2 separate regions of the Mus musculus genome follow, and region 1 is linked to region 2. The links are chromatin contacts, found by Hi-C or POLR2A ChIA-PET in ENCODE. All regions are on one chromosome and are shown on one strand. The core of a region is the stretch at or near the end of the contact, and the rest is flanking DNA. Distances in the headings are between cores, read along the strand shown. Region 1 holds the start of I730030J21Rik (RIKEN cDNA I730030J21 gene). Region 2 holds the start of Poldip3 (polymerase (DNA-directed), delta interacting protein 3).

Evidence for each region. Hi-C counts contacts between places; a loop is a spot of excess contacts on that map. ChIA-PET counts read pairs that join two places held with the same protein, here RNA polymerase II (POLR2A).
Region 1: a map of T-helper 17 cell shows a loop between it and region 2 (6-fold over the local background). The contact joins the promoter of I730030J21Rik here to the promoter of Poldip3 in region 2. A Hi-C loop is called at or near these places in 1 of 37 maps with a recorded cell type or tissue (T-helper 17 cell). POLR2A ChIA-PET finds 5 or more read pairs at or near these places in 1 of 5 experiments (embryonic stem cell).

What each region holds. Positions count from the first base shown.
Region 1 is chr15:100,730,163-100,735,113 of GRCm38, forward strand. It overlaps I730030J21Rik (RIKEN cDNA I730030J21 gene), which reads right to left and starts at 2,575. Exons shown (of 3, transcript NR_045782.1): 1 at 2,378-2,575; 2 at 2,202-2,276; 3 at 343-722.
Region 2 is chr15:83,147,251-83,152,338 of GRCm38, forward strand. It overlaps Poldip3 (polymerase (DNA-directed), delta interacting protein 3), which reads right to left and starts at 2,128. Exons shown (of 9, transcript NM_178627.4): 1 at 1,945-2,128. The coding sequence starts at 2,003. Rnu12 (RNA U12, small nuclear) reads left to right here and starts at 2,395; the gene lies at 2,395-2,544.

The DNA.
Region 1 (4,951 bases), core at 1,325-3,824, about 18 Mb after region 2:
CTAGTTCTGAATTCCTGGTGATTTGGAAACTTTCTTTTCGTGTGGTTTTAAAGAAGGGTTTTATTTACTCATTTATATGCATGTGGCCCTCCTAGCACACAGCCAGAGGTGTAATCCCTCAGAGCTGGTTAGAGGCAGATGCCTGGCTTTACAGGGGTGATGGGACCTGAACCCCGAGCTATACAGCAGTGAGCAGCAATTGCTCTTCACCAACAAACCATCTCTCCAGCCCTCATGTGTGTTTTCTGAGAAAGAGTCTCAAGTGGACAAAGGTAGTCTTGAACTCCCTACATAATATAGTTGAGTTTTGGCTTTTTTAAAAAAAAAAAAAACTACTTTATTAGGTTCTTATACGTCTACCTCCCGACTTTTATTACAAACCCCAACAGTAGGTTGGAGAGAAAGAAGTTAGAGGAGAAAGGGGGTGTATATAGACTACTTCTTGATGATTAGGGGTTCTGGTTCTCTGGGGCAAGATAGATAGGTATAGACACACACACAACACACACACACACACTCATTCCCACAACATAACTGGGTTTTAAAAGAAACCAAAATTCTCCATAGACTCGAGGATGGCCTTGTGCTCCTGATCCTCTGGCCTCGGCGTCTGCAGCTCTGAGATTACAGAAGTGATGTACCATGATCCCCAAGTTCGGATGCTTTCTGGTAGACATTGATCCCAGCATTTCGGAAGCAGGAGGATGCAGGAGGATCTGTGGCTGCAGACAACACAGTGAAAGGAAGCTTGAGATGAATATCGATACTCTGCCTCCAAAAAACAAACAAACACCACGGGGGGGGGGGGGGGAAATGGAATGGATCTTTCTGTTTTGGTTGATGTTAAAATGGCTTTGCAGTTTTGAGTCTCTAAGGCTCAGGGGCCAGGACCCAGCACCCCTGTCGTTGAATTGAGCGCTCAGAGGGGACCAGAGGCATTCTGGGAAGGCCAGGAGATCACAGCGGGGAAGTTTACTGAGCTTGCTTACTTAGGTGAAGGGTGACACTTTACCAGGCTTTGGGATCACCAACATTTCCTGCTGCAGATAATGGGCCGCCGCTGTCTTTGCTTCTCGTCCCTTGGGTGTGAGACTCGGTGGTTTGGCCTTTGCTCCCACCTCCCTTTCACTTAGCTCTTCGACCTTCAGCACTGTGTGATCTTAGTCAGGTCCCAACTTGACCTGAGGGACCTCAGACTGCTCCAGGGTAGGCTCATGACCTCTTACTCTGCCTTGGAGCGTGAAAGAGACTGTTTGGCTTTTCGAGGAGTGCCAGCCGATGTGTGTACCTCAAATTCTGAAGCTGTTATTAATGAGTTCACTTTGGGAATAAGAAGTTGATTAGCGTTCATTAGTTATGGGAAACAAAGGTTTCATTATGACACTTCGTAGATGTATATATAATGCACTTTGATCATTTTCAATCTGTTTCTTTTAGTGATTTGTGTGTGTGTGTTGTACATGCAGGTCAGAGGTCATCTATCTATCTATCTATCTATCTATCTATCTATCTATCTATCTATCTATCTGATTCAGAATCTCTCTAAGTAACCCTAGCTGTCTGAGAATTCATTATGTAAATCAGGCTGGCTTCAAACTCAGAGATCCACCTGCCTCTACCTCTCTAGTGTGGGGATTAAAGGTGTGAGCCACCCCCCCTTTCATTTTTGCATTTCAAGAAAAGGCCTCCTGTAGCTAGCCAAGCTGGTCTCAATCCTCGTGAGTCAGCCTCTCAAGTGCTGGGATTAGACAAATGAACCACCATGCCTGACTATGATTTTAAAGGTGACTTAAGTCTTCATAATGACTAGCTGTCTAATTTGGAGGTGCCTGCTGTAGACTTATCCCTAAAACACTGCGTTCTCTCCTAGCAGGGGTTGGGGAGGGCTCCCTTCCCCACTGCATGGGAAGGTTCTGATGCACCACAGGGCAGAAGGGGACACCCTGACCTCCGCTGGTGGCAGCCCACTTAAAATTTGGCTTTCATTAATTGAACACGGTGACACACACCTCCAATCCAAGCAGCTGAGAGAGGGAGACAGGAGGATCAGGGTTCAAGGTCACTGTTGGCTAAATAAGTTTGAGACCATTGTGGGCTGCATGAGACCCTAACTCAAAAAGGGGGGAGGGGCATCGATGTGTCTCAGCAGGTGAAAGCACTTGTGCAACCTCTGATCCCTGAGTTTAGTCCCCAGAACTTACATGGTAAGAGAATCGATTCCCAAAAGTTGTCCTTGTTCTCCACACAAGCACCCACACTCACTCACACCCACGGTACTAATAAAGAAAAGAAAAGAACATGATTTCTGTTAAATGACAAGTTTATATGTGTACTAAATAAAGGGAAAATCGGGCACCAGGACAAGATGCCTCCCAACCTGCTGTCCGGCTCCTGAAGAAGTCATCCACACATGCTCACAACCATCCTTAGGCACTTCTGAGGTGGCAGGCTCAGATTCTCTCAGCTGCAAGGACTTGAGATGGGCCTTCCTAGAAGCTTTGTAAATTTCATTATCTTCCCGCACAGGCTGCTGTTTGTTGCTCTACCATTTAGGTTCTGGTTTGGAGTGCTCTGCACTTCCGTCTCCTTTTTTCTTTTTTTCAAGGGGCTTCCCCACCATAGCGCAGGAAGTTCAGTGAGGAGCAGATCTGCTGAAGCAGAGAGACAAGGCAGCTTTGTGAGCTGGTGACGTCAGTTCTGCCCCTTATGGCTCCCTTCCTCCCACTCTCAGGCCCTGGAGAGAGACAGCGGCTTCTGAGTGTGGCAGACTCAGGGGAGGGGAGTCTTGCCCTTCACAGAGAGGGCTAGCCTCTTATCCAGAAACACTTGTGGGGGCCAGGCGAGGTGCCTCTGTGGGGAAAAGTACAATCCCAATGAGCTGAGTTTGATCCCCAGATACCACACCAGCATAGGCCAGAAATCACAGAAGTGTGATGATGTAGGTTAGAAGTGCGGACTGGGTTAAGGGCACTGACTGTTCTTCCAGAGGAACGGAGTTCAAATCCCAGCACCCACATGGCAGCTTACAACTGTCTGTAACTCCAAGATCTGACGTGCCCACATAGATGTACATGCAGGCAGAATGCCAGTGCACATAAAATAAAGGGTAAATAAACTTTTAAAAAAGTCAGGAGGTTAAAGGTCGTCTTGACTGCAAAGTAAGTTTGAGGCCAGCCTAACAAAACCAAAAATCTGAAGCCAGTGGCGTATACTGTAATCCCAGTGTCTGGGAGTTGGAAGCAAGAGAGATCCGGAGTCCTTGGCTACATCCAGGCCAGACTCAGGAACATGAGACCCTATCTCCAAACCAAACCAGAACCCAACTCTAAAACAACAGCCAAAACCCAAAACAAAGTGCGGTTTGTTTATTTTTTTAATGCTTTTAGTCTCTGGTAAATAATAAACAACACTACCTTCTAATCCTACAGTGTTGTTGGTGGCTTTCTCCTTCCTTCCTTCCTTCCTTCCTTCCTTCCTTCCTTCCTTCCTTCCTCTTCCTTCCTTCCTTCCTTTAAAGATTGTTTTGTTATGGTTGTTGGTGCTTTGAAATAGGGTTTTTATTTATATACAACTCAAGCTGGCCTAGAGCTGCTCTGTGGTGTCCACCAGAGATGACTGCGCACACACAGTTTAAACCGATACGAAGTCTATTAGCCGGCCCCGGCCAGCAGGACACTGGGTGTTATAACGAGATCCCTGTGTAGCCAAGTCTTTTCTCTTTAAGGATAAAAACCACATTCTGTTGACACATTTCAGTTAGCAAGAACAGTTAGCTAGAAGCAGAACTACAGAAGCCAAAGCAAGGTTAGTACGCTCTGAGACTTTCCCAGAGCCGTGGACTTAGGTGGATTAGGTCTGTTTTAGTTGCAGGTGGTGCTGTCTACGGGCTGAGTTTCACACTCTGGATGGTGCTTCCATCACGGGGTCAACTGTGCTAAGATCTGTGGCCCTGTCACAGGGTTACATCCTCCTGCCTCAAACAGTGGGGTACCACCGTATCTGGCCTCTAAATACTGTTGAAGTCTGCTGTGCTGGCCTCTGTGTGAGCACAGGTACACGGAGATACAAAGACAGGCAAGCCTTCGCTCTTTTCTAGATCCCAGTGGTCAGACTGGGGAGCCTGACGGTTATAAGAGGATTTAAGCCTGGGTAGAGGTCAGTACTAGAGTATAGCAAATGAGATATTTGTCTTATGTGGAAAATTTAGGGGGCAAAGTACCCAATAATCAAGAGAAATGTGTATTTATATATGTGAGAGACAAGGTTTTGTGCAGTTCAGGTTGGCCTGGAATTCATTATTTAGACAAAGATGTTGTTGAACTTGTGATTCTCCTGCCTTTTGCTTCCAGGTGATAAGATTGCAGGCACACACTACCATGCCCTGCCGAGAAATGATGTTTTAACTCAACATGTTAAAAATATGAGCTGGCAGTGATAGTGTACACACTTAACCCCAGCACGTGAGATGCAGAGGCAGGCAGATCTCTGAGATCTCTGAGTTTGAGGAGTTCCAGACAGCCAGGGCTGTTACACAGAGAAACTCTGTGTTGAAAATAAACAAAACAGGGCTGGTGAGATGGCTCAGTGGGTAAGAGCATCTCACTGCTCTTCCGAAGGTCCGGAGTTCAAATCCCAGCAACCACATGGTGGCTCACAACCATCCGTAACGAGATCTGACTCCCTCTTCTGGAGTATCTGAAGACAGCTACAGTGTACTTACATATAATAAATAAATATTTTAAAAAAGAACAAAATATATTTTAAAAAAAGAAAAAGAAAATAAACAAAACAGAACAAAAACCCAACAACAACAATTTGGTGGAGGAACAGAGCCCCACACTGGAATAACCTTGCCTTTCTCCAGAATGAACCTGGGCAGAGAGCTATGTAAGAGAGACTTGTTTAAGCCGGGCGTGGTGCAGGCCTTTAATCCCAGCACTCGGGAGGCAGA
Region 2 (5,088 bases), core at 878-3,377:
CACCATCACCAGCCACATCCGCCTTGGAATTGCTTTTGGGAATGTCCATGGTCCTCCCTTGTTGCAGACATGAACCAATATAACTGATGTCTGTGCAAGTTTAACATGAAACTAAAATAACCATGAAGAAGTGCAAATAAAATGTCATGGAGTGTCTGAAACACACTGCTGACCTCTGCAAGAAAACACATATTACAGGCCACCCCAAACTCCTCACTAGTGTGACCTCCTCCCCAGCACCCATGTAATTGGTTTTGTCTTTAAAAACAATGTATCCCCAAGCATGGTCACTAAGTGACTGACTCATGGCCTAGCCATCAATAAAAGGTCTCAAAACTTTTTTTGGTTTTGTTTGTTTGTTTTTTTGAGACAGGGTTTCTCTGTGTAGTCCTGGCTATCCTAGAACTCACTCTGTAGACCAGGCTGGCCTCGAACTCAGAAATCCGCCTGTCTCTGCCTCCCAAGTGCTGGGATTAAAGGCGTGCACCACCACTGCCCCGCTCAAAACTTTTAAATGGCTTAATCATTGTGGGTGTCAATCTCTCTTACGACCCAGAAGACATGTGACAATAAGAGCTGGTGAGCTGGGTGGCACTGAGATTGGAGGGAGCTTGTCTCCTTTCAGTGTAGGAGGCAACAGTGTTTACTAGACACAGGCGTAGGGAAGGATTGGCATAGCTGAGCAGATCAGTGTCTGGGAAAACAGTTCCTTAAAAAAATAAAAAGGTTTATTTATTTTATGTATGTGAGTACACTGTTACTGTCTTCAAACATAGCAGAAGAGAGTACATCAGATCTCATTACAGATGGTTGTGAGCCACCATGCTGCTGGGAATTGAACTCAGGACCTCTGGAAGAGCAGTTGGTGTCTTAACTGCTGAGCCATCTCTCCAGCCCCAGGAAAACAGTTCCTGACACCTACAGCAGTGTATCTATATGCCTGCTGACCACGGGCCGACTTAACCACTTTTTCACCTGCACATTTATAAAAGCTAGAAATGGCTATCGATGTTTAAGAGTATGTTGAGTCTGACTGTCTCACTTAAGACATCAGGGCATACATCCATGAATGCCAATGCCACCCTCTTGGAACTGTTTTGTCTGTCTTTGCCTGAGGCCAACTCAGTTGGGGCACTCGGTGGCCTTGGGAAAGTCTTTCTCTCTGGCTCCAGCTTTCCCGTTTGTGAAATGCGGAATAAAATAGTTAAGCAACAGCGGAGCGCCTGGAGCACCAGCTACTCAAGAGACTGAGGCAGGAGGATGGATTTGAGATCAGGAGTTCCTGGATAACATGGAGGACGCCGGCTCTCAAAACGGAAACAAACTGGCCTGTCATCTCAGCCCTTGAGAAACGGGAGGAGGAGGGAGACTCTTGGCGTTTTAAGGCCAGCCTCGGAGACGCAGCGAGTTCGAGGCTCGCTCCGGCTATGTGAAAGCCGGCCTCAAGAGAAAACAAAACGATCAGACAACCATTACAGATATCACAGTGAAAGGAACAAGGCGTCTCGCCTATGAAAGAGCTCTTTGCTTAAAACGGGTCGGGCTAAGCACCGTGGCATAGGAGAACCAGCAGAACTGGCCATAAACAGCTCTGGGCTGGCGGCTCCTCCGCTCAACTTCCGCCCTCTTAACTCCCAGGACCTAAAGGCCGAGCGGAGACGGCGCCACCGTGGTCCCCCCGGACCCGATCCTCCGGGGAGCAAGGCCCTGGCCCGCCCAGCCCTCGGCTCGCCTGCGATCGGGCCTCCCGGGCCTCCCGGGCCCAGCAGCCAGTGGACCGACCAGCAGCTGGGCCCGCGCGGCCGGGCCAATAAGGAGCGCGGCGGACGCAGGGGGCGGGCGCAAGCGGCGTCGCCCCCCGGAGCCGCTCCCTCCTCCGCCCCCGAACCCCAAGAAGCAGCGAGGCCCCTACGAGCCTCGAGGAAAAGGGAAAGGGCCGCTCACCGTCCCTTGGCCGCCGTCCCGCGCTTCCGGATGAGCTCGTCCAGCGAGAGATCGGCCATCTTGCGGCGCGCAGCTAGCGGAGAACGGAGGAGAAGCCGACTGCGGCGAGCCCGCCCCGCGGCCGGAGTCAAGAGCGGCTTCCGGCAACCCGGACGGCCAACTCTCGCGACAGCTCAAACGAAAAGCTCGAGACGGAAGGGGTGGAGCCTCTCTCCCCGTGAGCCTTTGCGGTGCTCGCTTCTAATTTGCATGGAGGAGTCCGGAGCCTTATGGGCTCTCTCTCCCCCCTCCTCCTTTTGCTAATGAGGAATTAGAATTATATCGATCATAAACCATTAAAAAGCATTATCAAGAGGACAAGTCTTTTAGTCATACAGCCGATCGGACACTCACCATACTTGTAATGAGAATATAATTTCTTACCCCTGAGGAACGTAGACACGTTCCTCATGCCTTAAACTTATGAGTAAGGAAAATAACGATTCGGGGTGACGCCCGAGTCCTCACTGCTTATGTGAGAAGAATTTTTGAGCGGGTATAGGTTGCAATCTGAGGCGACCCGCCTACTTTGCGGGATGCCTGGGTGACGCGATCTGCCCGACCCCCTAATTCTACAAGAATAGAAAGCTTAGCAGCTCCTCTGAATGGTTGCTCTCAGGTGCTAGTGGTTGCAAGTCGTATGTTGATGCCTGCCTTTGCCCTACCTGGTGTGTGAGCGTGAGCGCGCCCCACCTCTCCAGCCTCTCTCTTACTGTTTTTCAGACAAGATGGGACTGTTGTTCTCCTACTGCTATGTACCTCAATTTCAATTGATCATGCCTGGACATAACTGCCCATGTTGTAAGGTCGTCTACGTTGTAAGGTCGTGCTCAGTTTCTGATGCCTAGACTAGTCACCTTTCCGTTTGCCTCCTGACTGTGTAAATGAGGCAAATGAAGGTGGTCTCTTAACTGACATGTTAGTGTTTGACCTATGGGATAGTTTCTCATTGTTGAGACAGAATTTCTAGAAGCTGGTCCGCTGAGCGGCTAAGAGCACTTGCTGATATTGCAAAGGATCTACCTGGGTTTGGTTCTCAGCACTCACATGGAAGTTCACATGTAACTCCAGTGCCAGGAGATTCAATGCCTTCTTGACCTCCCAGGCTATTGCATACATATACATACATACATACATACATACATACATACATACATATATGTGTATACAGGCAAAACACTCATAAACATAAAAATAGATAATTTTTTCAAAAATAAAAACATGATGCTCTTGGGTCAGTTTCTCATGTTCCCTTGAAAATGTACATGTTGGGGCTGGTGAGATGGCTCAGTGGGTAAGAGCACCCGACTGCTCTTCCGCAGGTCCAGAGTTCAAATCCCAGCAACCACATGGTGGCTCACAACCATCCGCAACAAGATCTGACTCCCTCTTCTGGAGTGTCTGAAGACAGCTACAGTGTACTTACATATATTAATAAAATAAATCTAAAAAAAAAAAAAAAACTATCTGCCATATGGAACATTTAAAAAAAATGTACATGTTATGAAAGGAAGGCCTTCCTAAGAGACAAGAATCAGTTTCCCACAAGAATATTCACGAGCTTGGCTCAGGAATCCCAGGCTACTAGTTTGAAATGCCCTATGACTGAGGCTTTGGCAAAGTGGGGACTTTGATCAACCTGGACTGCCCCCATTCTCAGGACATAGACTCTACAACTGGAACCCCATCCCTGCTGCCAGGGCCTGAACTACAGGTCCACTACCGGGTCAGCCATTAAAAAACAAAACAAAACAGAGCATCAGGGTTCAATGGAAGGCTTGGCAGGATCCAGGAAAACCCTAAGGTTCAGCATCCGATACTGGAGAAGCATCCTGGTCCTGGTGGTAGAACTGCGAGTGGGTCTAGACTTGATCTCTTTAAGTAGAGAACACCAGCATACAACACACTCGTACCTCTACGTGCACACGAGGAAGAGAATCCCAGGGTGGGTAAAGGTTTAACCTCACTGCTGGGGCCAAGTTGAGCTATGCAGAATATAGGAACAGGCCAGAGGGGTCTTGCCTATAAGGTCCTAACTCCTCTAACAGTGAAGTTGTTAAAATGTTTTCCTTCAGTACATGGGACTATAAGGAAATTATCTGTAATGGCTGGTCCTGGTTGTCAACTTGACTCTATCTGGAATGAACTACAATCCAGAATTGGAGGGCTCACCTGTGATCCAGATCTTGAGGCTGGGAGATACAAGTTTCTGACTTGGATCTTGGCATGGAGATCTTGAGGCATAGTGGCTATGAATCCCAGGAGACTAAGGCAAAGAGATCTCTGAGTTCAAGGTCAGCCTGGGACAAAACAAGTCCCAGATTCAGGCATGGTGGTACACACCGTTAATCTGGGTCACACCTTCTGATGGAGGCCTACATAAGGACATTGGAAGAAGAAAGATTCACTCTTTGCCGGCTTGCATTTGCCAGCACATCTTTTGGAATCTACTAGCCTTGTGTGACTGAGCAACTACTAGATCCTTGGACTTCACAGCTGACCACTGTTGGGGAGTTGGACTACAGACTGTAAGTCGTCATAACAAATCCCCTTACTATGTAGAGACTATCCATAAATTCGGTGACTCTTTTTGGAGTTGGGACTAGGGTGAGGCTTTTTGGGGGGGGGCAGTTCCACTGACCTCCATGACAATGGGGTTCCCTGATCAGGCTATCCATGTTTGTGCAGCAGACACTTCCTAGTCAGCCCCCCCCCCCCCAGCTTTCCCCAGTTTTTAGAAGCAGCTTCTTCCAACCATAGAGCTCTCAGCTCACATTCACCACCTGAACATCTGCTCCAGCAGGACCAGGTCGTCACAGCCCAACCATCTCGGCAGAGGTGGCATGCTGGCTGGTTCTGTGTCACCTCAACACAAGCTAAGAGTCATTGAAAGATCCTGACACAGAAAGGTCACAGAAGCCCTGAAATTGGCAAGATAGATGTCACTGTTAGCAGAACTAGCTTCACTGATTTAGAAAAATAGAGGCGCACAATGCTCTGGCCACTCCTTGAACCTGTGTGTCTGCCAATGTTTTGACCGTTCCTTGACTCATGTGTGTGCCCACTGATGAAGCCCATTGCCAGGTGTTTGTGATATTGGTTGCT